2 separate regions of the Homo sapiens genome follow, and region 2 is linked to region 1. A link is a loop called in an ENCODE intact Hi-C map of the cell type or tissue named here. Cell type or tissue: HCT116. All regions are shown on one strand. Links, peaks and the distances in the headings refer to the core of each region. The heading gives the core; the rest is flanking DNA. Region 1 has its middle 110 kb from the start of RPE65. Region 2 overlaps LRRC7 (leucine rich repeat containing 7).

What was found. A loop is a pair of places that touch in the nucleus more often than their neighbours do. Peaks named below come from ENCODE experiments on the same cell type or tissue, not always from the same donor. Only the 100,000 strongest peaks of a DNase experiment are listed, where the experiment ranks them.
Region 2: a loop joins it to region 1, with 5 times the contacts of the local background. A loop is called at or near these places in 5 of 110 quality-filtered maps.

Annotation. Positions count from the first base shown.
Region 1 is chr1:68,337,290-68,349,585 of GRCh38, reverse strand. No RefSeq gene overlaps it. Among named protein-coding and RNA genes, the nearest start is that of RPE65, 110 kb to the left of the region's middle. In HCT116, for the core only: CTCF peaks have their summits at 3,180 (motif pointing right) and 6,644 (motif pointing right); DNase peaks (open chromatin) are centred at 3,205 and 6,665.
Region 2 is chr1:69,731,326-69,743,621 of GRCh38, reverse strand. The region is part of intron 2 of LRRC7 (leucine rich repeat containing 7); the gene reads right to left. Among named protein-coding and RNA genes, the nearest start is that of LRRC7, 170 kb to the right of the region's middle. In HCT116, for the core only: a CTCF peak has its summit at 5,843 (motif pointing right); a DNase peak (open chromatin) is centred at 5,851; H3K27me3 peaks cover 2,650 bases.

The DNA.
Region 1 (12,296 bases), core at 2,234-10,233:
TATCACCCCTAGTTTGTGATAGATCCCAAACCAAGCACACAGTGATATGAATTCTGGAATACTGTTATTTGACTTAATCATGGAGGCCAGACGAGGTTTAATCAAAAAAATGGCCCAAAGTTGAGATCTGAAAAGGGGAAGAAAGATCATTCCGGGCAGAAGAATCAACTTATGCAGTGGCCCTCAGTGACTTTAGAGTGTAGACTTTAGTGTCACTGAGATGAAGGAGATGGGTGAGAGTCAAACTTTCTTAGGAGTTTTCATTATTCTAAGAGTAACTTTGGGGTTTTAATAGGAGGACTGGAATAAAGGGACATTATATGGTCAGATTTGTACTTTGAAAAAAATCCCTCTGGATGAAGAATGGAAAACAGATGGGAGAATGGATGAGGAGCTCAGAGAAGGTTAGGTGTAATATTATTTTAGTAGTAGTAGCAGTTCAAGTGAGAGATGTGGCTATCTTGAACTAGAGTGTGGATATGGAATAAAAATTAGATCATTTCAAAATATGATTAAATGACAAAATATCCAAAATTCAGTGGTGAATTAGATATGGAAACTGAAAAATTAAGGTGTCAAGATAACTCCTAAATTTCTAGTTGGCACAACTGGATGGATGATAATTGCAATCACTAAAATAATAAATACCAAGAGAGAATCAAGTTGGAACAAGGCTATAAGTTCAGAATTGAACAGTTTACCAGTTAGGAATCTTTTAGTTGAAAGTGATTAAAAAGCCCAACTCAATCTAGCTTAAACAAAGAAGGGAAGTTATTGGCTAATGTAATTGTAAAATATACAAAAAGGGCTGACTTCAGCAGTGGCCTCATTCTGGAATAAAATGATGCCTCCAGGAGCCATTCCTTAGTTCTGTGTCCAGAGTTGGTTCCTGTTGGTGGGTTCATGGTCTCACTGACTTCAAGAATGAAGTTGCGGACCTTCACGGTGAGTGTTACAGCTCTTAAAGATGACACAGACCCAAAGAGTGAGCAGCAGCAAGATTTATTGTGAAGAGCGAAAGAACAAAGCTTCTACAGCATGGAAGGGGACCCGAACAGGTTGTTGCTGCTGGCTGGGGTGACCAGCTTTTATTCCCTTATTGGCCCCGCCCATGTTCCATTTCTGTCCTATCAGAGTGCCCTTTTTTCAATACTCCCTGCATTTGGCTACTTTTAGGATCTTGCTGATCGGTGCATTTTACAGAGTGTTGATTGGTGCATTTTACAGAGTGCTGATTGTTGCATTTTACAATCCTCTTGCTAGCTACAGAGCACGGATTGGTGCATTTTACAATCCTCTTGCTAGCTACAGAACACTGTTTGGTATGTTTTTACAGAGCGCTGATTGATGCATTTTACAATCCCCTTGCGAGCTACAGAGTGCTGATTGGTGCATTTTACAATTCTAGCTACAGAGTGCTGATTGGTGCGTTTTACAATCCTCTTGTAAGACAGGAATGTTCTCCAAGTTACCAACCCAAATGTCCATCAATGATACACTGGATTAACAAAATGTAGCACATATACACCATGGAATACTATGCAGCCATAAAAAAGGATGAGTTCATGTCCTTTGTAGGGACATGGATGTAGCTGGAAATCATCATTCTGAGCAAACTATCACAAGGACAAAACTAAACACCGCATGTTCTCACTCATAGGTGGGAATTGAACAATGAGAACACTTGGACACAGGGTGGGGAACATCACACACCGGGGCCTGTTGTGGGGTGGGGGGAGGGGGAAGGGATAGCATTAGGAGATATACCTAATGTAAATGACGAGTTAATAGGTGCAGCACACCAACATGGCACATGTATACATATGTAACAAATCTGCACATTGTGCACATGTACTCTAGAACTTAAAGTATAATAATAATAATTTTTTTAAAAGTTCTCCAAGTCCCCACTTGGCCCAGGAAGTCCAGCTGGCTTCACTTCTCAGTTCTACTTCCTCTATGTTGGTTGCATTCTCAGACTTTGCAAGGTGGCTTCCGGTGGCAGCAGGCTCACATCATCACAAGAACTAGTTCAGTGAAAGAGGAAAGTCTCTTCTCAAAATGTCAAACAAAAAAATGCAAAACCAAATATCCTCAGCATTTATAGTCTCAATTTGGGTATATGCTCAATCCTGAACTATTCACTGTGGTGATGAAATATGCTAATTATACCCCGGACCCTGAACTTAAGGCATTTTCAAAAAGAAGTTTATGGATGAGGGCTGGGCGCAGTGGCTCACACCTGTAATCCCAGCACTTTGGGAGGTTAAGGCAGGCGGATCACGAGGTCAGGAGTTCGAGACCAGCCTGGCCAACATGGTGAAATCCCGTCTCTACTAAAAATATATATATACAAAAATTAGCCGGGCGCAGTGGCAGGCACCTGTAATCCCAGTTACTCGGGAGGCTGAGGCAGGAGAAGTGCTTGAGCCCGAGAGCAGGAGGTTGCAGTGAGCCGAGACCACACCATTGCACTCCAGCCTGGGTGACAGAGCGAGACCCTGTCTAAAAAAAAAAAAAAAAAAAAAAAAAAAAAAAAAAAAAGAAAAAGAAAAAAAAAAGTTTATGGATGAAAGTGGAGGAGGATTACATATCCCAACAAAGAATCAGCTACCATTGCCACAAAAAGGATAAATGGATATTGGGCAGCAAAAACAACATAAAATTATCTCTTACAGCTGAACACAATTTCTGAGATTAACAACAGGCTCAATGTGGTGGACATTTAAGAAGATGAAATCCTCATTGATAAAGATGGGGTACTTGAAATGAGCTCCGAGCACTGGCAGAGGTCAAGACTATGGGCTACCAGTAACAACCTGCTTGACACAAAAACACAGACTGCATGGGGCAAAAGCAACATCAGACACATTCAAGAAAATCTGTTTTCTCATGAAGGTTCTCTGGAAAGTCCAACAGATGAATTGCTATAAAACAATCAGAATTGATTTTTTTTTTTTACTTATATTTCATTCACATTACATGATGTGGATTGAGTTAGTCTTAGTTTTTTCATTGTGTTACGGACTCCTCCAGGTATTAATAGAGATATGTAATGACTCTGGCATCTATATGCAGCCTTCTTTATCTCCTGGTGTTTTAGCCAGACCTATTTCTGCCTGAGAAGACTTAATGGTACACAAGAAACCTTTTGGGGGCTCTCGGTATGAATGAAAGTGAAAAATAAATTCCACTAGGGGGTGCTAAGCCTCAAAATAAAAACACAAAACAAGTATCTTTGATTTTCCCATACCTTTCAACAATCATTGAACAACTGTCTTAATCTGGATTCTCCAGAAAGCAGTGCCTGAGACAAAGTTTACGTGCTACTACTTTATTATAGGATGCAATCCCAGGAAGCAAGAGTGAGGGAAAAGGAGAGTGAGGCAGGGGAAATGTAAGAGCTGATACAAGAATACATATTACTGAGCTGGTCATCTCTTGGTATTAAAAACTACTGATTCCTTGATCTTACAGTGCCTTTCACCAACAGGCCATGTAAAAAACTGCTTCATAGAACAGTCCATCCAGACTGGCTCAGTCTTCACCCAGGAAGATATAAATTCCTCTCATATGATTAAGTTGCACATATATTGACACTAAGCATGTCCTTGAGGTCTCACACCTCAGTCTCTACAGAACAGAAGGTGAAACATATGCAGAGAGGACATAAGGCAAAGAGATGTCAGGTTGTTCTCCGGTGGAACTGATCCCACTTCATGCACAGCAGGTTGCTCCACAGCTGGGGCTGGAACAAGAGGCCAAAGACCTCAAAGATAGGTGAGAAGCACCCAAAAGGTGTTTAATACAATAAGAAATGCTCCAAATATATAATGCACAATTAAGAGGGAAGCAAAAGCCTTGCCAAAGATATCATGCCATGAAAACAGCAGTTGGAGGATGTTTGTGCTTTGACTCTAAACATTAATTATCACTTCTCATTTAACAAGACAACTAGTTGTAGGTTTCTTTTGTATTTCCTAGTTGAAAATAGATTGCTTCAGACTTGCTAGTCATCTTAGAAATTAGATTTCTTCTTTTTTTCTAAATTAATTTTGTTTACCTTTGCCAAATCAACGACATATTATAATTGGCTGAATAAACAGTGTTGTTTGTTTTAAAGAATTAGGATTTTTGTTTTTCAAGCTGATTCATTTTGAAATACTTATAACTTTTCCTGCAATATTAGAAACAGGGCCGGGTGTGGTGATTCACGCCTGTAATCCCAGCACTTTGGGAGGCCAAGGTGGGTGGATCACTTGAGGTCAGGAAGTTCAAGACCAACCTGGCCAACATGGTGAAACCCCGTCTCTACTAAAAATAAAAAAATTAGCCAGGTGTGGTTGTGGGTGCCTGTAATCCCAGCTACTCAGGAGGCTGAGTCAGGAGAATTGCTTAAACCCAGGAGGCCAAAGTTGCAGTGAGCCAGGATGGCGCCACTGAACTCCAGCCTGGGCAACAGAGTGAGACTCTGTCTCAAAAATAAATAAATAAATAAATATTTTAAAATAAATTAATTAAATTAAGTGCTTTCAAAAGTCAAAACAATACAAAAAAAGTAGACACAAAAGTGTCACATCCTTCTATATTCCCTCTACCTCATTCATCTCCACCCCCAACAATCCCTTGTAGATAACCAGGTTTATTGTTTTATGATTTATACATTCTGTTTCTTCATGTAAATATAGGCAAATATATGTATATTTCATTTTCCCTTCTGCCTTACATGGAACGTAACATACTCTAAATGCAGCTTTTAGAAAATTCCTAATAAGCATATTCCCATATATTTTATCTTTTAGAAAAACAACCCTTTACATAATAAGATTTGATCCTTATAAGAATTACTGTATTTCCTTTCTTCTGAATCGTCACACTCTTTTTTCTGAATCCTTCTTTTCTACCTTTAAGTATATTCAGATCTCTTTCATCAGGAAAACGTAAAAACTAAGTAAGGGCAAAATATTTAGTGGAATATTTTCAAAATTCCATTTATAAAACACTGGTTCCCTAAAACATCAACAGCTGTTCAGAATTGTTTTCCACAATGCAATGCATATCTGCAAACTGAAAGTCCAGAGAAGTACAATAATAGACTGCGTTAATTTAATTAAATATTTCCCCAGCATATTTAATCATGGAATCATTTTTCTGCCAAATACCTGTTAACATCCCATGGAATGAGGAAGTACTCCTGGGAACATTACTCGTCACTCATTTGAATCAGGTCTTTTTAGACTACCAGTCATTCCTTATTGCTAAATGCAGTAGGCTTTCTAGAGGTCTTACTCTCTTTGCCTTGCTCCCAGTATTACAATATCTGGTCAAAATGGATTATTCCGTTTCCCCAATCGCTCTCACACTTTTCCTCATGCAGTTAACTCTTCCTGGGTGCCTTTTATTATAAGATCACTAACCTTTTGAAATCCTAACAGTCCTTCAATGTCTGTCGATGCCACTTCTTCCATGTTGGCTTTTAACTTTTTTTTTTTTTTTAGATGGAGTCTCGCTCTGTCAGCCAGGCTGGAGTGCAGTAGCATGATCTCAGCTCACTCCCTGCAACCTCTACTTCCCGGGTTCAAGCGATTCTTCTGTCTCAGCCTCCCTTGTAGCTGGGATTACAGGTGCCTGCCACCACGCCCGGCTAATTTTCGTATTTTTAGTAGAGACAGGGTATCACAATGTTGGCCAGGCCGGTCTCGAACTCCTGACCTCAGGTGATCCGCCCACCTCAGCCTCCCGAAGTACTGGGATTACAGGTATGAGCCACTGAGCCTGGCCTTAATTTTTTAACTTAAGTTAATTTTAGCTATGGTCGAAACGATCTTGTATTTCATTGTGTATTTATCAAAAAACATATATTGTCTATATAGTGTTTGGAAAACATTTGACAGGGATTAAAATCTTTTATATCTACCAGTATATTCTGAGAACTTGATACTTCGGCTTGAGGGAACCCTACTTATTGTTGGTAGATCCCAATATCATTACCAAAGAGGCATGCAACCTGGAAAAAGTAATCTAAAGTAGTCATAAGAAAGTATCTTCGGCCGGGCACGGCGGCTCACGCCTGTAATCCCAGCACTTTGGGAAGTCGAGGCGGGCGGATCACGAGGTCAGGAGATCGAGACCATCCTGGCTAACGCAGTGAAACCCCGTCTCTACTAAAACAATACAAAAAATTTAGCCGGGCTTGGTGGCGGGTGCCTGTAGTCCCTGCTACTCGGGTGGCTGAGGCAGGAGAATGGTGTGAACCCGGGAGGCGGAGCTTGCAGTGAGCCGAGATCGCGCCACTGCACTCCAGCCTGGGCGACAGAGCCAGACTCCGTCTCAAAAAAAAAAAAGTATCTTCACTGGAGAATTACTGTGAGAAATAGAAATAACTTTGCTCATGATAGCCTATTTGTGATTGTTCCTTAACATTCTTAATAAATGACTAAAAAGAGTTGCGATGTAACAGACCAGATTCTAATCCTGATTTTGTCAATACCTTGAACACATCATTTCATCTCTCCAGGTCTCCCCGCCCCGTTCCTGCCTAGAGCTAGGTGAGGAAGCTTGTGCCCTCTGACTCCAAGCCAACCTGAGTATTTAAGTCCCCGGCCTGTCGCATCTTGGGTGGGTTTAGGCCCATTCCGTATGTGGCCACTAGCTGGCAGGATTGCCACATGGTGTGCTTGGCCACTCCCCATCTGCACCTTCATCTTTTCCAGGAAGGATTCGCCCTCAGGCTGATTCTGGACCAAAACAAACAGAACATTCCACCTGGCAGCAGCCAAGTCCCCAGCACTATTGTGCCAAGGAGACTCTTTGATTTGCCTCAAGCCCAGAGAATAAACTACGATTCCAGGGGACAGCTGACTCCAGCCCATCTACCATGCTCCAGTAGAGACCTTCAGGTGACCCAGGTCAACACCAAGCCACCCTCTGGAGGATCTGATGCTGCCTCAGAAACAACACCTCATGCCTCATCAGATACTAATGGAAATGTGGGATACAGGCTTTTAATATGTGGCAATCACATTAATTTCTCTGATCCTCAATTTATTGCTTTGTAAAATGAGTGTGAGCTGGGTTTCTGAACTGTGTCTCCCAATGCTACAGGCAGTGTAGGATCCTGGGAAGAATATGGTGTTTTTGAACACAGATGTGCTTTTGTGTTTTTGTTTTTGTTTTTGTTTTGTTTTTTTGACAAAGTCGCTCTGTCACCAGGCTGGAGTTCAGTGGCGTGATCTCTGCTCACTGCAACCCCCGACTCCCTGGTTCAAGCGATTCTCCTGCCTCAGCTTCCTGAGTAGCTGGGATTACAGGCGTGTGCCACCACGCCCAGTTAATTTTTGTATTTTTAGTAGAGACGGGGTTTCACCATGTTGGCCAGGATGGTCTCGATCTCCCGACCTCGTGATCTGTCCGCCTCGGCCTCCCAAAGTGCTGGGATTACAGGCGTGAACCACCGCACCCGGCTGATGTGCTTTAAATCCCATCCTTGCCATTTATATGATTCTGATGGGTTCAGGACACATTACCCCAAGGTATAGCAGCTTGGTATCTGAGAAAACAGCAGAAGCAGGAAAGTCTCTCATTTTCTCCTCACCTTTCCCCAAAGCAGGTGATAAGATCCTCATTCCAGGGGTATCCTCCTAATGTCCAGAGAAAAGGAACTACTCTACCTCTGAAGAGATAGAGAATAATCTGAACAAACAGACCTTGTTAAGTTTCCCCAGTTTGTTACCATTACATCATACCCCCTTTGTCCGATACTTCACCACAACTGTCCATTTCTTCATCAAACTTAGTATAAAAATCTGTTTCCTTGTGTCTTTGGGTTTTCATTTCTGAAAGTTCCTGTGTCACATAAAACTTGTATTACATAAATTCGTATGCTTTTCACTGATTAACCTTTTATTATAGATACCTCAGCTATAAACTCTGGAGGTGCAAGAAAAGATTTCTTCTCCCCTACAAACCTGATCATGTTTTCTAAGATTTTTCTTTAGGAAAATGCAGCTATGAAATTTATTTCACAATGTTTTCTGAGGGTGAAAAGAAATCGAGTTAGTGAAAGAGGCACATAGAGTGCTCAATCATGATGCTAATTCCCATCCTTGATTACAAAAATACAAACCTACATATTCCATAGTCATTAGAAACTTGTACACACACAGAAAAAGGACAAGATAAATATATATTAAACTCTTAAAGTTTTTATTTCTAGAGATTAACATTGAAGTGATTAACATTTTCTTCATTATGCCCCCCGTAGTTTCCAAATTTTCTAAAATAAACCTTTATGACTGTTATTACTTTTTCTTGTGGTAAATGATACATAACATAAAACTGGCCATTTAAAACATTTTTAAGTGTATATCTCAATGGCATTAAGTACATTCATCCCCTTGTGCAACCATCATCACCATTCATGTCTGGAACCTTCTTATCACAAACAGATACTCTTTACGCATTAAATCATAAATCCCTATTCTCCCCCGCTGCCCCATCCATTAAAGACATGGATGTCTTTAATGTTCATCCATGTCGTGGCATGTATCAGTTCATTCCTTTCTAAGGCTGAATAATAGTCCGTGTGTATATACCACATTTTGTTTATCCATTCATCCATCTGTGAATATTTTTATTGTTTCTGTTTTTTATCTATTGTGACATAGGAATGCAAACATCTGTTTGAATCTCTGCTTTCAGTTCTTTTGGGTCCATACCCAGAAGTGGAATTGCTTGATTATATCATAATTCTGCGTTTAATTTTTTGAGGAACTGTACTGTTTTCCACAGTGGCTCTGCCATTTTACATTTCTACAAGCCATGCTCGCAAAGCTTCCAATTTCCTCACATCCTTGTCAACACTTGTTATTTTTCGTTGTTTTGTTTCTAATAGCCATCCTAATGGGTGTGAAGTATAACTGATCATTGTAGTTGTTGCATTTCCCTGATGTGTTGACTTGCATTTCCCTAATGATTAGTGATGTTGAGCACCCTTTCATATTGTTGTTACTTTTTTAAAAGCTTCTATTTTGTAAAGATCTATTTCTCTAAGTGCTTCTCAAACTTTAATGTGCTTCTTAATATCCTCCAGGTCTTATTAAAATGCAGATTCTGATAGAGCAAGTTGGGATGGGCATTAGATTCTGCATGCCTAACAGTCTCCCAGGTGATCTTCAGGTCACACTTTGATTAGCAAGCCTCTAGGCTAGAAGAGGGACCCAGCCAGTCTTGAGTATCATACTTATTTGCACCTGGCCACCCATCTTTATCTTTGCAACAAAACTTTCCAGGTCTGGTTTATCTTCTCTCTCAAGGGTCATAAGGCCAAAGAAGCAGAACACAGATTTTCTCAAACTTAAGTCTGTGTGGCATAGAGCACTGGTGGCAAGGAGAATTAGAAGTCAACATATGCAAGCAGGACATTTAGACCCTTCATTTTACTCTATGGTGAGTAACTAAAAGAGAGGTTTTTCTAAGTGGATAATTTGTGGAGCAGAATAAAACAATCATACCAATTATCAGCTAAATCATGAGACTTCAAATAAATTTCCTGTATGTGGTGGGCAGCGTAGATCGATATTCCTGGACCTCCAGGAGTCCTGTGTCATTTTCCTTTGCCATGGGAATGCGTCAGGAAACAATTTGAAAAGCCTTCTGGTCTCTGAATTCAGAGGAGGGAGAAAGGATATGATAGGCTAAGAAGGACACAGTCACCTGACCCAGCTAGCATTTAATAAGAAAACACTTCCAAAGGAAAGTCAGCCCAGAAGTCAAATGAAATTTGGTTTGATAAATACTTAAAGGTAGCTGGAAGCTACTCTGCATGTGACAGTGATCAAGTTACTCCTCACCCAGTAGTGAGTAAAACAGGCATTGAGCAATTGTTACTGTTGCAATGAGTATTGCCAGCATAGCAGTAGAGGCCCCTGAGAGGGTATAACAGGAGGATTCAAACTAAGGAGTATGGCAAACCCTGAGCCAGACACTGGAGTGGCAGGAACTCCAGGAGGAGATGGACCAGCAGCTAAAAGGAGCACATGGAGTGGTGATTCCTAAACATCAGTCTGTGTGCCAAGTGGTAACTAATCGGCAGAGAAAGGGGAAAATAAGGACAGTCTCATGAGATTTTCACCAGGTTAAATTTACTCCATGTGGGAACTATCACTGGGAATTAAATTCTCCTTTTATAAAATGAAAAATATTCCTTTTTTATTTTTTTTTTGAGACTGAGTCGCTCTCTGTTGCCCAGGCTGGAGTGCAATGGCGTGATCCCAGCTCACTGCAACCTCTGCCTCCCAGGTTCAAGTGATTCTCCTGCCTCAGCCTCCCGAGTAATTGGGGTTACAGGAGCCTGCCACCACACCCAGCTAATTTTGTATATTTAGTAGAGATGGGGTTTCACCATGTTAGCTACGCTAATCTCAAACTCCTGACCCATGGTGATCTGCCTGCCTCGGCCTCCCAAAGTGCTGGGATTACAGGCACGAGCCACTGTGCCCGGGTTGCTGTTTTTTTTTTTTTTTTTAGACAGGGTCTCACTCTGTCACCCAGGCTGGAGTGCAGTGGTGTGATCATGGCTCACTGTAGCCTCAACCTCCTGGGCTCAAGTAATCCTCCTGCTTCAGCCTCCCAAAGCACTAGGATAATAGGTGCACAGCTCCACATCTAGTCCTGGACACTTTTTTTTTTTTTTTTTTTTTTTTTTTGAGACGGAGTTTCACTCTTGTTGCCCAGGCTGAAGTGCAATGGCGCAATCCCGGCTCACCACAACCTCCGTCTCCTGGGATCTAGTGATTCTCCTTCCTCAGTCTCCCGAGTAGCTGGGATTACAGGCATGTGCCACCATGCCCGGCTAATTTTTTGTATTTTTAGTAGAGACAGGGTTTCTCCATGTTGGTCAGGCTGGTCTCAAACTCCCACCCTCAGGTGATCCACCCGCCTCAGCCTCCCAAAGTGCTGGGATTACAGGCGTGAGCCACCATGCCCAGCCAGCCCTGGACATTTTATAGATATGAAACTTATGGCATTGAGAAACTTGTGGCTTTGAGTTCACCATAAACATGTTTTCTAAGCATCAATATCATCATCATTGCTAGAATTTTATAACTTCTTGCTGTGTGCCAAGCAACAGACTTAAGTACATCATATAGATTATTTTACTTAATTCTAATGACCCTACTATACATAGGTATTACTATAATTTTACACTTTACTGCTGAAGGAACTGAGTGTCTGGAGGTTATGTAACTTGCCTAGGCCCACACAGCTGGTGAGAAGTGGGGCTGCGGTTCCTAAAATAGGGATGTGAACTACTTCTTGCCACAATAGACTAACAGGGACTGGATTTACCCTCCCACCTTAAAAAACTAAAACTCTATATAAAACATATGAAACATTGGTTTTCAGACATTGAGAAACAGGCAAAGCAGGACAGTGATCCTTAAGAGAAGGGAAACAAAAAGATGAGTCCTACAATGCCCTAGCTCATTGTCTGGGGATGTTTCCAGGCTATATCAAAGGAGGGAGGAAACAAACAGAGCCTAGCAATTTAAGGACACAATGTTTGGAGCACTGGGAGGCCAGGCAGCTAAAATTTCTGGGCAGAGTACTGTAAAGGAGACAACTACACAGAAGGAAAGCTACAAAGAGATGCAGAGGGACCCCTTGCATCTTTAGTCTACACTAATCAGCACACATGTGTAGAGACACTACCGAGCCAGGAGAGAACCATCAGAAAAAAGCAATCTCCAGAACTCAGTGAGGGTCAGGGAATATTCTGTTTCTACTAGCAAGAGTAAAAGACCTCCTAAGATATGGGGTACAAAATAGAGTACTCAAAAGTTATCACTTTAGCAATCAGGCTAAATTAATCCTATACTAAAAACTGATCTGGTCTTTCCTAACAAAGATTAAAAGCAAGTCAAAAGGATCAATTTGTTTCCAAGTAACTTAGTTACATCCCAAAATAAAGCCTAATAAGTATTTGAAGGATTGGAAAAAATCTACACCCCAAAACATAACATTAACAATGTCTGCTATTCAATCAAAAGTTTGTAGGCATGAAAAGAAGCAGGGCCGGGCGCAGTGGCTCATGCCTGTAATCCCAGCACTTTGGGAGGCCTAGGCAGGTGGATCACGAGGTCAAGAGATCGAGACCATCCTGGCCAACTTGGTGAAACCCCGTCTCTACTAAAAATACAAAAATTAGCTGGGCATGGTGGCGGGCTTCTGTAATCCCAGCTACTCAGGAGGTTGAGGCAGGAGAATCGCTGGAACCCGAGAGGCGGAGATTGCAG
Region 2 (12,296 bases), core at 1,947-9,946, 1.4 Mb before region 1:
TCATTTCCCACTTTCAATGTCACAAATAAGTCCGATTTTTAAATGTGGCTCCTCCTTTTTTAACAATGCTGGAATGTTGGACGTTGTCTTCTTCTCTCGCTTTGACATGTTAAATTGCTTTCTAATTGGTTTCCTCATGGCCTACCCTACATATATGGTCAACTTCTTCCTGCCCAACACACACCCATGATGCCTTTGCATTCTTCCGTGCTTTTGCAAGTGTTTTTCTCTGCTAGGAATAATCTTTACTCTTGGAGAAATCAATCATCATCTTTAAGACAGTTCAAATGTCACTCCTTCTGCAGATCTTTCCCAACTTCCTCAGGATGTAAGTTACTCTCTTCTTTTGCTCTTAGAGCACTTTCTAACATTTATTGTGGTAAGCTGTCAAGCTGTATCTGAGGATTTATCTTGACCCTAACCTGCTCATTCCTGACTAACACAGACAATTCTAGAATTCTTTGTTTTGAAAATAGCCATTCCTAGCCAGCTGGTAATTCAAATTTATTTTTAAAGTTTTATCAGAAAGAAAAGTCCAAGCATATTCATACTTTACTAGACATTACATATGGGTGACTTCTAAATGACAACACATCCTTCTAATAAAATATCTTCTATGGTGACACTTATGTTCTAAATAATACAGTGGTAGGTTATAATAAACATGACCAGACAACAACTCTGCTTCCTTTAACAACAGAATATCTTGTTATTCTTAGTAAATCTATGGCTCAGAAATTCTTTTCTGTTCTGAGTACAAAAGGAATATATAACATTAAAAAATTATTTGTCATTTATACATTACAATTATGCTCTATAAACAATAAGGTCAGGTTTAATAGAGCCAAAGGCACTAATATAATTATATTTTCAGTCACAAAGATTTAAAACAACCAAGGTCTATGGTATATCTCTGTGAAATAATAGTTACCCTATTTTTCTGCTTTAATCTCAGAATGGTTGATCATGCTACTGCAAAATTTAGTAAACATTATTAAATAAATGTCTCATATCCCAAAGTATTCAAAGCTGGTTGCTGAGATATCTCACAGTATTTACATACATAACTGTGTGCACGCACACACAAAAAGACACACACATACACACACATAAATATCTTCTAATGAACATCTAATCTAAAGATGCTAAACACACCCAATATAAAATATATGATTATATAAAATTATTTTACTCATAAAATGTTTGCCACTAAAATTATTGGTTTGCAAATCTTTTCACTGAATATTCTATGTTACTTAGTTATATATAACTTGTATAAAGCGGGATGATTATAACTATATTAAGATGTCAAGAAATCCTCATTCTAACCCTAATTCTGATGCAAACCAATAAGTGTCCTAAACTATTTGATATTTAGTTTTTCATATGTAAAATAATAATTTTTGACTGGGATTGTTCATATCTTCTCCAAAAGTAATACTTACAATTCCAATTATTTCATGTACTCACTGTACTTTATTCAATTTATAACCTTAAGGATTTTAGGCTGTTTTTCTTTTGAGTTTTTATGTCACATAACTCACATAAAAACACACACCTACACATATGTTTTTAGATTTCTGTTCTTGCTCTTTTAAAATTATGTTGCAGTCTCCATTCACTGTGTAAATCTCAGTGCCACTTTCTGAATAATTTATATGGGCTTACACACACGATGGAAGTTCATTTTGAAATGTGGTGAGGCTTCTAAGTGGGAGAAGGGTCTGATCAGATTTGCGTTTGTATCTTGCTGCTCTGTGGAGAATAGTTTGAAGAAGGTTGGGAAACTAATTAGAAGGCTCCTGAAGAAGCTGTGGCCAGAAAGGAGGTACAGAAGAAAGGAGTGAACACAGCAAAAAAAAATCCAGTGAATAAATGACTAAATTAGAGTCATAATCAGCAAGACTCGGTGACTGGCTAGTCATGGTTCGTAAGTCTTCTTTAGCTTGCCCCTATTCTGAATACTTTTGGAGGCTAGTAGGATTTGGTTATTAATTCTTCCCTCTCTTCCTCATACCTGTCTCTGTGCTCTCTTTCTACGCTAATCACTGTCAAATTTCTGCTTCTCATCACTGGTTTTCATCTACACTGCATTTGGTGGTCTGGCCTCTAGTTCCACTTCTAGTCTCTATTATCTCTCTTTTGTCCATGATTCTTTTCTTTTCTTTTCATTTTCTCTTCTTTTCCTGCTCTTACTATTTCACGTCTTAGATTACATGTCACCTACTGGATTATGGAGGTGCCAGATTTAGCGAACAAACAAAAACAATCAAACAAACAACAAAAACCCCACGATACCCAGTTATATGTAAATTTCAGATAAACAATGGATAGTATAGGAATGCTCCATGCCATATTTTGAACATATCTATATTAAAAAACTTTTTTTTAAAAAATTTAAGCATAACTTGGCATTGTATATTTTATCTGCCAGTATAGATTAGGAGCCCCTGCTAAATGCTCCTGCATAGCTCAGTGAGCTCAGCACTTTCCATGTCATGTAGTAAAATTGTTGACATGACTCCCTTACCCACTAGCCTGTAGAACAACATGCAAGTTTGCCTTTGGTCATTGCAGTTCCTCTAGTACCTAGTACATATAATGGATACTTAATAAATATTCGTTATTTATTATTTACATATATACAATATTTACAATAAATATTGTATATATTTATGAATGAATACTTCCACTAGTCTGCTCTGTTTAGGGTATTAGCTGTTGTTATGGACTGAGTTATGTTTTCCTCAAATTCATATGTTGAAGCCTAACTCCCACTGTGACTGTATTTGGAGACAGGGCTGTTAAATCAGTTTAGTCTAAAGCTGCCTCCTTACATATTTAAGTTCGGACTAAAGGTTTTCTGTACACCGTGAACTGTAACAAGTGGAGATGTAAACCGAATATAGCCCACACCTGTGCCAATCGCTGAGTTTTGGCCAATCACATGTAGCCAACTGCTCGAACCCTGTTCGAATAAGGCAAACGCAGAGCTGTAATCAACCCAGTTGTTTCTGTACCTCATCTCTGTTTTCTGTAACTCACTTTCCTTTTGCTGTCCGTAAATCTTCTACCACTTGGCTGTACTGGAGTCCCCCTGAATCTGCTGGGATTCTGGGGGCTGCCCAATTTGCTAATCATTCATTGCTTAATTAAACTCCTTTAAATTTAATTCAGCTGAAGTTTTTATTTTAACAGCCTTTAGAGAGGTCACAAAGTTGAGGCCCCAATATGAAAGGGTGGGTGTCCTTATAAGTAGAGGAAGAAGGAACACTAGGGATGTGTACACACAGAGAAAAGTCCCCATGAGGACACAGCAAGAAAGGAGCCATCTGCAAACCATGGAAAGAGGCTTCAGAATAAATTAACTCTGCTAGCACGTTGTTCTTGGACTTTCATCCTCTAGAACTAGGAGGAAATTAATTTCTTTTGCTTAAGCCACCCAGTTTGTGTTTTCTTATGGCAGCCTTGGAAGACTTATCCAGCCATCCATGGTATGTAGAGCCATCGTAAATCATTGTGCTTCTTTCCTTCTATTTAGAAAACTGACCAATCATATAGTAGAACCTCTAACCTCTCATTGCCTATTTCCTCCCTTTGGTTGCTTTCTTCCTTTCTTCAGTAGCGTTCTGTTGCGATGCTGCTCATATCTGTAAACACTGGATAGTTATAAAACCAGGTTCTAACTAACAGAAGACCTTTTTTACTGTACACTTAAGTGCATTCAGTTTGCTTAATGATAATTCTTTGTTTAACAGCATAAATCAGCAGCCAGTTTCTTCTCTGGTGATTGACATCTTGAAAATTCAGATTTGTAGCTACCATTGTACACAAATTAAACTTGTTTTTGGCAAAATACGACTTCGTATCTTCAGTAACTAGCTACTCATTAAATTAAATGAGATGTAAATTACCTAGCACAATTAACCAGTAAATTGTCCAGTTAACCAGTAAACAGCTCACTTTTCCTTTGATAATAAAAATGTAAATCCTAGTCGGAACAATTGAAAAAAATGAACACAAAGGCCTACAGTCAAATCAATTAACTTTGCAAAAGTGTGCTCCCAATCTTATTACAATCTTTTGCTCTTTGATGTTGTATTCATTCTGAGGCTACACAGTTTAAATCATCCTACAGCTGCTAAACAGGCTTGGCAGTAGTAGAAAGATGGCCTCAAGCTGTTCTTATCCTTGGTGGGTAGAAAGAATTTCTTCTTCTACATTCCTGGGCTTACAGGGGACCAGCTGAAAGCCCTATGGCTGCCCCTTCTGTGACTAATATATTTAATTATTGTGCTCACCCTTAGCTTGGCATGCCTTCTGCGAGCCCCCAGCAAGGCCAGGAAAAACTGTATGGTTTGTATTATGATATTTGCTAGCTAGTACCTATCTCCCCTCTATCTCTCATTTTCTAAGTCAGAGAAGAATATATGGAAAAAGCAACTTGATTTTCTTTCTCTATGTCCTTTATGCATAAGCTCAACCTAATCTTAACAGTGTTCTTTCCCATCAGCATCGTTTTACCTCTGGTTACCATAGTGACCAGCTACTGCTATCTTGCTTTTAGTCAAGCCTCTCAAATCCTGTTTATTGTTCAATACAGGAATTTTGTATTATACCCAGTAACCTAAAAGCTGCTATTTTTGGAATAATGATAGTCCGATTTTCCTCTTTAAGGGGTTTCTCACTTGGCCATCTTTTTCTAGGTCCTGTTTGTTTCCAAGCTGTAAAGAGTCTTCAAGAACTTTCTCCTGCCTATCTACTTTTTTCTGTCTCCAGGGTCCACTTAAGTTTTTTTTCTACTCCGTCTGCCAAGATTCAAATGTGTAATTCCTGATAGTTTATTAAATAAAGCAGTTTAGCTCTTTCTGTGTCTTATCTCTCTCACATAAACTCTCCCTGGGAGGCCTTGCCTTTACAAGGAACAGAACCCCAACTATGTTGATTTTGAATAAAAATAGTCTTTCTTTTTCTCTCTCTCAAAGGGGTATTATTCAGTCTCCCTAAGCAACGGGCTCATACAGCAGCCTACTGATAAAGTAACACTTTGTGTGATAAGAAAAACACACAAAGGCAATTTTTCTAAAAGTAGGATTTTTATTTTAAAGAGTTTCAAGTTTCAATTTTATAAGATACTTAATGAATTGATAATAGAAAAACAAGGAAAGGAGTAAAAAGATGAAGAAAAATATTTAAAAAATAGATTTGTATCATTTTCAAAGGTCCCGTGAAATACTTAGTTGTAGATCAGTACTAGCTCTGGCGCAGGTAAACAGGATGATAAGAAGGCAAGACCATGGCTTATGGGATGACAGGGTCAGGGTGCAAATCCCAGCTCTGCCAATTACCAGCTCTATCATTCTAGTTACCTTCCCAATAAAAGAGAAACGTTCCCTCTAAACAAAGCTGAGTGAAGTAATCAATGCAATATTACTTATTAGAACTCGGTACATGGCCATTTTTGGTGGTCTCAGTGAGACATAGATGGTCCTCCTTAAGAAATTCAGCCTTCATTTGACACTAAAACCGATCTCAGTAAGCCCAGACAAGATGTGTCATCCTCTGGAATAAGATTAAGCCGTTTCTGCCAAATAGTCAGATTTCCTATTTGACAAGTGCAATAGAGTCCACAATCAAATTCCCTAGGATGAGGCTGTGAAATAAATGTAGACCAAAGCCCATCCTTCCCTTTGCCTCCTGTCTTACAAAGCAAAAGAGTAAAGTCCAGCCCTAATATTTATTAAAAGACTCTCAGCTTCTTAGTCTTTGATCCAAAACTCTGGTATGAGACTGTGGTGAGTTCAAGGATTTTGGAGCCAATCAAGGAAAAGACACAACCACAAGATGGCAGTATTGCACAACAGTCTTTATTAGGCAGCACTTGGACAGGTTTGCAAGAGTTCTGGGAAGTGTCTAACACTGGAAGACCTTCCAGATACAATAGCATGGGACCACTACATAGAAGTAAACTAGGGCAAGGAAATTCTGGGAAAGCAGGGAATTGGACAGGGGGTTTATATGTCTACCTGATGTCACTCTGCAGCCATGTGGGGGAGTCTCTGGGTCAAAGCTACAAAGGGTAGCATCAAATAGTTACAGGGTGTATTAGTCCATTTTTTTCATATTGCTATGAAGAAATACCTGAGACTGGGTAATTTATAAAGAAAAAGAGATTTAATGGACTCGCACATCTACATGGCTAGGAGGCCTCACAATCATGGTGGAAGGCAAGGGATCATTAGAGCAAAGGCATGTCTTCCATGGTGGCAGGCAAGAAAGCCTGTGCAGGGGAACTGCCCTTAAAAAGACCATCAGATCTCGTGAGACTTACTATCACGAGAACAGCATGGGAAAAACCCATTGGCATGATTCAATTACCTCCCACCAGGTTCCTCTCACAACACGTGCGGTTTATGGGAGCTACAATTCAAGATGAGATTTGGGTGGGGACACAGCTGAATCATATCACAGAGTTTGTCTAATCTCTGGCTAGTGGATGTTAAGTGAAGTTTTGTAAAGAATGCAAAGCAGGCAGACTCTTAAGTAGCTTACAGTATAATAATTTGGGCTATATGTAAACCAATCGGAGGTGTAAGAATTTGAGTTTGGCACTGGCAGGCTTGGAACTAGCTATGAAGAAGTAAACAGTATAAAGACCAATACAAAAAGGTCACCTTTAACTCCTTTCTATAAAAAAGACTCATCCTTTCAGAACCTTGGTTTACAACTTATTGTCTCACATTAATCCAAAGGCTAATAATATCAAAGGCAGTGTAAAGATAATGATGGTGATGATAATAATTACAATGGCTACATTAAATAGGCAAGGGCCTACTGTGAGCCTCAACACGGAGAAAGAAGAGAAAGAACCCGCAGCCTGGTCCCCTTTCCTCAGATAAGGCAGCAAAGTCCCAAAGCCCTGACTAAGTGAATTCATATTCAAATAGGTGATGGCTTTACTATAAAAACTGTATTTATTCACCACACACACACATTTATATTAAAATTAACCCAAATTTTCTGTAACTTTCCCAGTAAAAATTTTTATCTCTCAGAAGATGTTTTGTTCCTTGGAAAGACAGTCATTACCTAACTTATTCCCAAACACTGATAAATTATTTTTGAAAACCTGCTTTTGATGATAAAAATGTCTCTTTGTCATTCAAATACCACTGGATTCTGTTAAAGTCTGAAGAAAATATTAAATAATTTTATTTGTGTAAAAAGCTAAAAATAGAAAAGCAGTAATTATAAATAATATTCCTTGTTTTCTAAGAGATGAAGTACAGCCAAATGACTTAGCAAATGTTAAAATTTTAAACCTACTTAGTTTACTGAATAAATCAATAATTTTCTATTCTTAGTGAATTGGTCAGAAAAAGTAGTCAAATCTTATGAGAATTCAAAAAGTACATTACAGAATACTTTTTCTGTAGTGTTTAATCTCCTAAATTTCAAATGTTATTTTTGGAAAGGGAAATTGTGAAGTAATTGATTTCAACATGTTATCATTAGACTTGTAGGAAAGCATCAAAATTATTATTAAAAAATGGAACAATGCTAATGTTACTAAATGTATCCATTTTTCTCAGCACCACAATTTTGAGCATTTTAACCAGCCAAAGTGAGCTAGACTTACAATTAAATTTCTATTGTTTTATTGAATTTAAAAAATCATTTAATCAAAAATAAATTCATGACCCAATAGTGATAATGTGTGGGGTGGTAGGGGGAGAGAGGCAGAGAGAGGTAGAGAGAGAGATTGAAAAGGAAGTTTTGCAAGGAAGGGAGTGAAACAGATAGGGAGGGGAAGGGAGTGGGAGAGAGAAAGAGAAAGGGGCGAGGAATAAAAAGGAAGCTTCTTGAAAGAATGCTAATACCATGTAGAAAAATGATAGGATATGTCCATCTTGCAGTCCCAAATGAGAATTCAGTCAAGGACCATCAATGGAAGTTATAACTATTGGGTAAAAAAGTTGTTAGAGTCAGGGTATTCACACACTTTCAAACCCCACACGTTATTTACTAATTACAAAGGGGAAAATGTACTACGCAAGAGTTTAGCATCACCTCCACTAAGTGGTCAAATTTAGTATCACCAGTTGTGGGACAAATTAATATAATATGCCTTCTGATGTGATCGAATAAGAAGCACAAGCACCAACAATCTAGTAGTCTTGCCCAAATGGATAATCTAAATACAATAATGAAGAAATAATTAACAAATCCAGTATATGGGACCTTTTAAAAGATGACTGGAGAAGACTTTTTAAAAAGTCAATGTCATGAAAAACAAACATATTGAAGAAATGCAGAGAAACTACTGTAGCGTGAACACTGATTGGATTAAAAACAAAACAGTCATAAAACACATTTGTGGGACCACTGGGGAAATTTAAATATGAATTATATATTAGATATTATTATGGAATTATTACAAATTTTCTTAATCCTGATAATGTTGTTATAGAAAACCACCTGATAATGGTGGTTATAGAAAAGACTGTCCTTAATTTAGGAGAGGCAATATGAAATATTTAAAGAGGAAGTATCATAATATCTGCAACTTACATAAAACTAATGTGGCCCAATGTTGGCAATTGGTGAATCTAGGTAAAGATTATATAGGTGGTTTTTTTTTCCTATTTTTAACAGTTTTTTATAGACAGTTTCTGAAAAATCTAGAAACATTTTATTGTTCTCATGTTTATTGTATATTGCCATTGAATAAACATGCTATTTATCTACATAACTTAAAAGAAGTATTTATCAATCATTTTGTCTATAGTCCACTAAAATTGGAGTAAAAAATGTCTGAAGCATAAAACCAAATTAAATTTCTATTGCTAATTGCTTCCTATTTCCTATAGAAACAGGAAGTAAAGAAATAGAAAGTAAGGAATTCAAAACTCTTACTCAGAAATTTTACTTAAAGAATAATTCTACCCATAAAAATCTATCCAGAGTTAAATATGTATGAAGTCATGCATAATCATTTATAAAAGCAAAGAAAATTTAGAAGAACTTAAAATTTAGCCATAGAGAAGTGGTTAAACAAATATAGAATGCACTTAGAATGAAATACTATATAGCCATTAAAATGATATTGTAGATAATGATAAGAAGTTCATATTGTTTATATTAGTACACTGGTTCATATACCTCTTATTCACTCAGAAATAATGGTCATGTAAAACTCACATACTGTATTATAATTTTTTAATTAAAATGATATTTATTTAAAAAATCTTTGCTATGTATTTCTAAGAGTAAAAAAAGCTCAACAAACTGCATATTCAAAATCATCCCTTCTCATGGGTCCGTGGTATGTGTATATGTGTGTGAAAGGGTGTTCAGATAGAGGTAACTGAAGTTTAATAGGGGTAATCTATGACGGCATATGGATGCTTTAAATTTTCTTTATTTTGACTTTGTGTATTTTTTAATTTTTCTGTAATGTCTGTGTTTTGCTTTAGTAATAAGATAAACAAACTAATATAAAACAAAAAAAGTTAAATAGGAACTTGGATTGCTGATAAATATATGTGACACTCCCAACCTTAATGTTTTGCTATTTATGTCATTTCAAGCACAGCTCCAACTTTTGAGGTTTCTTATTACAAATAAAAGAACCACCTCATCAACTCAAACTCCTATTTATAGTAACCTAAAAACTACAATAGGATTATTTAGGAGACACTAACACTAGCTGAGTTGGTTGGTGGGTGATCAGTACAATTAACAATAAAAAGAAAGTATGATGACATGGTTTCTGAGATGGAAAACTTCTGCTATTATAGATGCATTATCTGATGCAGAGAGCCAAATGCCTTTGAACAAAATGACATTTTTAGCAAAGGCACTGTTTTTCTGCACAAAAACAGGTGCAGTATTGAGAAATAAGTGGAAGAGGTTTTTAGTGTTAGCAAAGAATGGTTTGATAGTTTAAAGAAGAGCAATGTTGGGCATGACATAGAGCACCAAAATTCAGGGGAAATTTGAAGTTACAACAGGAGAGGCCCCAATTTACAACAATTTTATTTTAGCATTCTTCAGAACTAAAATAAAAAATAAATTGACAGTCACTTGTAGCTAACAAAGATGAATCAGGTACTCAGTTAATGCAAATAAGGAAACATGAGTTGAAAATAACAAATAATCCAATCATGTCATTTTTCCTCCTTTCCTGGAGGACTAAAATAAAATTACTTCACTGACTTAATTTTACACTCTCTTCTCTGTCCCTGGGTGAATAATGTGCCATTTCATATAATCTGAAGAAAGTCATGTTCACAGAGAAGTGGAACAAGGACCAATTATAAGCTTAATTGCATGTCTAACAGGGAACATCAAGTATCATCAGGAATCTTGCCAGAATTCCATTAAAGAGCTCTGAATTAAGAGTCAAGAGAAGTGAATCCTAGTCTCAATTCTGCCATTAAGTAGCCACACCATCTGAGTCAAAGCATCTTTTTTTCACATGTCCTCATTTATAAATAGAGCACATTGATCCTCATTTTTGTGATTCTCTAACTCTAAATGTCTTAAATAGATAAGAAAATACATGTTCTATGTATTTTTTCTTAAATTGTCTTTTCTGCAGAAACACATCTAGATTTCTTCTTACACTGAATCTCTTCTAGAAATCAGATATCCCTATCACATTTGCCTGGCACAGAGCCTCTGGATCAATTCCTGGGCCACTGATTAATTCCCACCTTCTCAGGAATGTATGGAATCCCTATTAACCATAAATATGCTTTATATCTATGGTGTTAAAGTGGTTTACTCTATTGAAGTATCTTCATAAAAGTGTGTCAGTTGCAGCCCCATCCTCATTCACATTTAATTTTTAGTTCAAGTAAACTAAAATATTTTTGTATATAAAAAGGAGACAGATGAACTCTTCATTTTCTCAAAATTTAGAATCCAAATATTGCAAGTATATATAAAGCCCAATTGAGGATTGAAGAATTCTGTTTTCTTCAGTATGGGACTTTATTATTATATTTACTTAAATCTAATCTTTCTAGATTATTGTCCCTGCTTGTCCATATGAAACTTAAAAAAAATTCTCTTGCAACAGAATGTTAACATACTGGCCTTTAAATAATTGCTCTTTTAAAGTTCTGTGAATTTGGGAAAACTATTGGATCCTTTATTTCTAAGTTTTCAGGGACTTTTTTAAAACCTGACCAGAGCTTTTGGAATTTCTCACTGACTGCATATTTTAGTCATAACAGTGTTCATCTTTCCTTGAGCAATTAGCTGTATGTATTTTTTTTCCCTATTTTTCATTAGATTGTGTAAATCTATCGAACTTTAAAAAATTCTAAACAACCTTTAAAAAATCTTTTTTTGCCCTAGTATTAAGTATTTCCTTTATTTAAAAAAATATTTAGCTTTTTCTTGAAGTTATCTTCCAGACATTTTTAAATAAAGTCAGTATTTTAAAAACTAGCTAATTATTATTACTACTAAATTGGAATTACTTTTGTAACATGTAATACTTTTTTTAATCGAGAGTCTGTTTTCCTTTTTTATTTCATGTTCTAGGCACTGAATGGCTCAAATAATCGTTCCATTGGTATAAAAGAAATCAAGCAAAACACTTTGTCTAGTATTTTAAATATATTAACTAGTTAGCAATAAACATGTTATTTTTGTTCTATAAGGGGAAAATTTAGGGACAGTAGAGAGGACATTTTCACATTTTACTTGGAAGTACCCAGATAACTTCTCACTAATAATAAGCAAGATCTTGTAATAATGTAGCTCCTATTTCATAAGTGCTTATAAACTGCCCAGAACATCTAATGATATTCTCCCTCTTTCAAAATTCATCAATAGAGAATCCTTGTATAGATTTGCTAACTTTCATAGATGGAGACACCTTTTAATACTTTGGACATTGAACATTTTGTCCCAGATAATGTTTTTCAAATTGGTTCTGCAATAGCAAAGTGAACACCTTTCAAATGTACAATGCAAACAAAAAGTTACCTTTGAAGAGGATGTCTAAATACATTTATCATTCTCTTTTTCAGAGGGCTAAGTTAGGAACAGTTTATTTCCTGTTAGCATCCTCCAAATAAGCACATTTTCTTGTGTTTCTTCCACATTTTGGTAAAACAATAGTAAGTTTATACTTGATATGGTTGGGCTATATCTCCACCCAAATCTTATCTTGAATTGTAGTTCCCATAATCCCCACATATTGTGGGAGGAACCTGGTGGGAGGTAATTGAATCATGGGGGCAGTTACCCACATGCTGCTGTTCTTGTAATAGTGAGTG